Linked DNA regions of Homo sapiens: region 2 is linked to region 1. Evidence: chromatin contacts called from ENCODE Hi-C or POLR2A ChIA-PET data. All regions are on one chromosome and are shown on one strand. The core of a region is the stretch at or near the end of the contact, and the rest is flanking DNA. Distances in the headings are between cores, read along the strand shown.

The links. A loop is a pair of places that touch in the nucleus more often than their neighbours do. ChIA-PET counts read pairs that join two places held with the same protein, here RNA polymerase II (POLR2A).
Region 2: a loop to region 1 is called in a map of Right ventricle myocardium inferior, with 4 times the contacts of the local background. The contact joins two enhancer-like sites. A Hi-C loop is called at or near these places in 1 of 168 maps with a recorded cell type or tissue (Right ventricle myocardium inferior). POLR2A ChIA-PET finds 5 or more read pairs at or near these places in 2 of 52 experiments (GM12878 and activated T-cell).

What each region holds. Positions count from the first base shown.
Region 1 is chr9:125,471,583-125,474,642 of GRCh38, forward strand. The region is part of intron 9 of MAPKAP1 (MAPK associated protein 1); the gene reads right to left. Among named protein-coding and RNA genes, the nearest start is that of GAPVD1, 210 kb to the left of the region's middle. Within about 2 kb of position 1,638, at least 8 of the 41 ENCODE cell types and tissues checked have a DNase peak (open chromatin) inside an H3K27ac peak, as active enhancers do.
Region 2 is chr9:125,673,880-125,676,939 of GRCh38, forward strand. The region is part of intron 1 of MAPKAP1 (MAPK associated protein 1); the gene reads right to left. It also overlaps the pseudogene LOC124902358. Among named protein-coding and RNA genes, the nearest start is that of MAPKAP1, 32 kb to the right of the region's middle. Within about 2 kb of position 1,617, at least 4 of the 41 ENCODE cell types and tissues checked have a DNase peak (open chromatin) inside an H3K27ac peak, as active enhancers do.

The sequences.
Region 1 (3,060 bases), core at 388-2,887:
GTGCGGAGGTTGAGTAGTACCCCACTTGTCACTGCCACTTCTCTATGCTAAGGGGAGTGAGTGGGTTGTGGGCAGAAGCAGCACTGTCTCCCTGTGAGCAGAGCACCAGGAGAAGAGGGCTGCTGCACACACGGTCCCTGTAGCTCAGACTCCTTAAGGCAAAGGCCTAGGCCAAGAGCAAAGGTGCAACCCTGGTAGGCTCACTGCCGTTTCTGCTTCGGCAGGCTCGGGCACCAGCGATCATTCAGTACAATTTTCTCCTTAGGCCCAACAGGCATGACGCCAGTTATAGACACCATTCACTGAGCACCTCCAGTATTAACATAACAGCTAACATTAACTGCCATCAACAATGTGCCAGCATGGTTAGAAATCCACTGTGTGCATGGACTCAGATCTCTTAATAACCTCATGAAGTTGGCTAGTATGTTCATCCTATTCTACTGACGAGGAAACAGAAACACAGTGAGGTCAAGTAACTTGCCTAAGATCACCCAGCTCAGAAGTGGCAAAGCTGCAATTTGAACTCAGGAAGTCTGGTTCCAGAATGTGTCCCCTCAGCCACTACACTATTCTGCAAGAACTGTGCTAAATGTTTCATATAACATATCCCAGGAGAGGGGAAGGTGCTTGCCTAGGTCAGGGAGCATCTAAGTGGAACAGCCACTGTTCAAACCCAGAGCTGCCTGGGTCTCAAGTCCCTGTTCTTTCTGCTGCTCTGCACAGCCTCAGCCGTGTCAGAAGATGTATTAATAATAAGGAGCTCTGCCCAAGCAGTCCTCCATCTCCTCTCTCAATTTTCACCAAGGAACAAATAAATGTTCACAAATGCCAATAAATGCACACATCTATTTTTTGTTCATACATGGCAAATTGGAGCATGAAATCCGATCAATATTCTTTCTGACCACCGAGCATAGTTTTGATTTCCTCGGCTAAAGTTTTTGCGTAAAGTCATTTAAGGAATGGCAGAGGCACTCCTTACAGTGTCACGTATGCACTGTTTTAAGTAATTCAAATTATAAATGTATTTCCAAGGAAATAAGAGAAACTGGCTTTTGTTACATTGACATTTCTCCAACTTAAGTGGCCAGTAATAGAGGAATAGTTGATCCAACAATGATGAAATACAAGATAACCACGAAAAGTTTTGACTAGAAAAATCCTTATAACACAATAGTAAGTGAAAAGGACAGGAAAACCATTTATAAAAAAAGATGTCAAAAGGACGTGCTCCAAAAACTGGTGCCAGTGGCCAACTCTGGTTAGTAGAATTATATCCTTTCCTTTTCTGTATTTTTTCCAAGATAAACATTTCACGAAAAATAAAAACAAACATCACTTTGAAAGCTGACACTTTTTGATTTCCACTTCAGAATTCAGTATCCTTTCTCGACTGTTAAAATGTGGGGAAGGATAAGTATGCTGAAGTCTTGATAATGGTGAAGTGATCCTCAGTGAAAGAATGCTTCCTTCTAGCAGTTCTTCAGCAGAACTTTTTTTTTTTTTTTTTTAGCAGAATTTCTTTAACAGAACTTCTAGCAGTTCTAGTGGTATGCCAGGGGTTGCGCTGCTGGGAAGGGCTCATGAGCTACACTACACCCAACCTGGTGCCCCTCTCAAAACTGGAGCCCGGCAGGCTTCTTTCCAGCTCAGGCAGGTGGGGAAGAAAAGAGCACGGGGGCTGGCCGGGAGCAGCCAGGGTCAGCCCCTTCTCTTGGAAACAAGGGAGGCAGTTTGTCTCCCTTACCAGCTCCCTCCCCTAACCACTTATCCACAGCCATCCGTCATGACCTTTTCATGCTCCCACTTCTGACAGCTTCCAGATACAGTGAGTCAAACTTCACTGGAAGCAAACTATCACACCAACTGTCAAAGGCAGAAAACATTGCCTGATTGCTGTCCTACATCAACGCCAGCATATAAATCCTTCCTTAACAAGACAGCTCAAAATAAACAAAAACGCAACTCTAATGTGTATACAGCTCTCTGGGGAAACTATTTGTGCAAGCCTTTAGAGTTATCACAAGGAGACCCTTGTCTGCTTTAGCTAACCAAGATTTCCATAAAAGGAAATTAGCACCGCGTAGCATCTTCTTCTAACACAGACTGAGCGCCCACTCTGGGTAGCCCCCACACTAGGTCCTTTTGTGTACAGAGGCTTATTGAGAGCTTAGAACACCTCTAATCAGGAAGGCACTATTAGCCTATCTTACATTTAAAGAGGGGGCTTAGGGGTAGGAAATCTGGAGTCAGAAAGTCCTCTGTTCAAATGTCAGCCTTCCTACTTCCTAACTACGTGACTTGGGAAAAACTTCTATAAAACGGAGATGATAATAATACACATAATAATAGATACCTCAAGTGCTTGTTGTGAGGATTAGGTGAAATAAGGCATGACAAGGGCTTGGAATTGTGCCTGATACATAGCTAGCGATGAATATTACTCCTTCTAATGATTATTATCAGAAGTCAGGCACTGGGTTAAGGATGTGACATAGACTCAGTGATGAGGGTCGAGTCTGGGGAGCTCAGGGAGCCACGAGAAGGAGGTGAATAAAGGACCTGCCTGGCTCTGGAATTGGAGGGCGAGAAGAATTCTCCCTGGGACCTTCTCTACATCCCAGTCTTGGGAGCACCAGGATCCAGTTTGGGAGACAATGCCTTCATCCCCACAAATCCCCCCAGTAACCTCCCACCACCAAGTGTCACTGGGCATATCTCCTCCTCACAACCTCCAAGAGTTCAATTCAAATCAGGAAGAATGTTCTCAGATCTGGAATGTGGAAACTTTTGTGCTAGGGAATCCTCATCCTACTGGGTCTCCAGGCCACAAATTTGGAGGCCCTGATTATGCTGGCACATCCCCACTGGTGTTATCCTGGGCAAAGTCACTGCTCCCTTGGTGAGCCTGATCATTCTCCTCTGTAAAATGTACTAGCCTATGGTGAATCAAATTAGTAAACTGGAGAGCTTGGGTTCAAGTCCAGGTCTAGCTGCCTGGTGAGTTCTGACTTGCCAGCTGTTTCCTATTGTCCCAGAGGAGACTGCTTGACTCTT
Region 2 (3,060 bases), core at 367-2,866, 200 kb after region 1:
TGCAGTGAGCTATGATTGCACCATTGCACTCCAGCCTGGGTGACATAGTGAGACCCTGTCTTCTAAAAACAAAACAAAACAAAACATACAAAAAACACTGTAATAATATTTGTTCTAGTAACAAGATAGCACCCTCTCAGTTAAGTGAAAATACTCAACAAAGAAAATATTGCAGGACAACGGTTAGGTACTAGGCCCTAGAGACAGAAAGGGTTCAAACCCTGGCCCTATTACTCGTTAGCTATAAGATCTCAGTCAAAATACTTTACCTTTTTGAGCCTCCCTTTTTTTTTTCCTTCATTTATAAAATGGAAGCTTCAGGAGATAATGCAGGTAAAATGCTCAAAAAAATACATGGCATGTAATTAAATAAATGTTAGCTATTAATAATAATGATAAAAAATCAATAATTTCAATGATCAATTCTTGCTTAAAGTAGTCCTAAAATATGTCAATATCCCATCTGTCTTAGTAAGTTCGTGGCACATAAAATAAGTCTGTGCTTCCTTTGTGATAGAGGACACTGCAAGTCATCTGAGTGACTTCCCTGCCCCTGCAAAATTGTTGAGAAGTACAAGGAATATGAAAGCTGGATTGACTATGTTTCCAGGAACAGTCCTAGAAGATACTTACTTTCAGAAGGACTTATAACACCAGATTTTCTTGTAATCTGTTTCTTCTAGAAATGGAACATAGAGAGGAAATCTAGCTAATAAATCCTTACAGTTAACTAAGGTTTTAAAAATTGTTGTCTGGAAACACATCATTCTGCTGATGTGTCTTAAAGTGGGTCTTAAAATAAAGATACTGAGATTAAAAAGAAATTTAACTGAGGAGCATCTCTAATCAAGCAAATTACATTAATCTTCACTTTTTTCCTCTTAATATATTCCTTGAGTACTTATTTTACTCTGAGGCTAATGGGAAATGCAAAGGTGAGTAAGGTATCCCTGAATCAAAAAGTTAATACCCTAATACAGACCGAGTACATCTCCTAATACCATGGGATTCCTTTAAGCATCAAATTTCTGAGATATCTGGTCCCTGAAGTATTAGTGTCAATCTACCATTTTAAGGATATTGATCAGAAAAAAATATGAAATTAACAATGAGCATTTAAATTTCACTTGTAAAAATACAAACTTCTCTATAACCATAAAAAATGTATACACCACACATTTATTTATAAATGAGAGTATTTGTGGAAGCATAGTATCACAGATCAGAGCTGCAAACATCCTTCTACAGCAATCACAATAAGCCATCTTCCTGGCATGAAAGGAAGGCAGCTAGTCACCAGTAGAGAGGCAGGTGCTTTCAAATTCATACTGAATAGTTCTCCCTTGCAAAAACAAGGGCTTTAATGAGAAGTCACACATTTAATACACTTGATCTTAGCCAAAAGGCCGAGAAGTGATCAGATATTTAATAGGTGTTCTAGCACCAAAAAGTCAAATGGCAAAAGGCAAAGTGACAAAAGTATACTGAAGTGCCCTCAATAAAATCTATTCTAGGGAAATAGATCACTTCTGAAGATAAGAGGAATGGGCAAACACTTCTGAAGGCACATACCAACTTCCCAGCTTTATCCTCCCAGAACAAATGCCTCAACAGCAGCAGATATCTTCTCTATTAGGACACTATGACTTCATACATTAAGGAATCTGTATGATTCATTCAAAAAATATTTATTCCCTACCAGCTCTGATATGGAACTCCCACAGGACTGCCCCAGAAAACATATTATTGTGTATGTCACTTTTTACCTCCAATTACATGTACTTAAAGACTTAGACTATAAGTTCCACAAGGACAGGGTTCATAACACCATATTCCTTCTGGCAACAAAGGCTGTTATACATGGCAGGAGTTCAATAAATGTTGCTGTCTAACTTCCAAGGACTATTCAATTTTGTTGTAGAGATAAGTCATATATGAATGTGCCAGGTGTAAGTGTGTGATTATAAATAAAGGATTGTCTTTTTTTCGTAATACAAGAGCATCTCTTCAACGTGCCCTTCAAAATTGTCCCCTTGGAACACTATTCAACTTATTCTAACAAGACTACTTTTCAAAACCCAAAAGAATATTTTAAAAAATCTCCCAAAGAGCAGCAAATTATCATTTGAAGCTATGTTTGATTTCCAAGACAAGGACATACATATCACGGATAAAAACAAATTGTACTCTCTGATCAGTTGTGCACAGATCAAAAAGATTTTTAAAAATCTAACTCTGGCAAGGGTTCAGAGAAATGGGCACTCTCATGCACAATATGAAGGAATGAAAACTGGGACTTTTTAGACGGTAATTTGGTAATATTTACCAAAATATAAAACATGAATACTATCTGGGCAATCCTACTTCTAGGATTTGTTCTAAGGAGATAATTGTGTAAAATATTTATCTCAGAGTAATTTGTAATACTGGAAATCTAAAAGGAACCTACAATAGTACACATATGCCATGACACATACAAACAACACAATACTAAGTAGCGATTAACAATACATGGTAGAGGGTGAACAAAATGTGGTATATAACGATGGAATATTGTTCAGCCTTCAAACACAGGAAATTCTGACACATTACAACATTGATGAGCCCTGAGAACATTACGCTAAGTGAAATAAGCCAGTCGCAAAAGGACAAGTACCGTATGATTCCATTTATGAGGTACCTAAAGCAGTCAAACTGACAGAAAGTCTAACAGCAGTTGCTAGGAGCTGGAGGAAGGTAGTAATGGGGAAAAAGTATTTAACGGGTACATTTCAGTTTGGGAAGATGGAAAAGTTATGGAAATGGACAGTGGTGACGGTTGCACCATAATATGAATGTATGTAATGCCAATGAACTACACATTTAAAAATGGTTAAAATGGTAAATTTTACTTATCATTTATACCATGTATATTTTACCACAATTTAAAATTTTTAAGTTTTTTTAAAAAGTCTAGGAAACACCAGATTCAACCAAGTTAAAGAGGTTTTCTTCTTGCTGTTTCATCACAGGACTTCCCAAAGCTTTTAAATTATGTACTTTGTGTATTATGACTCTCCA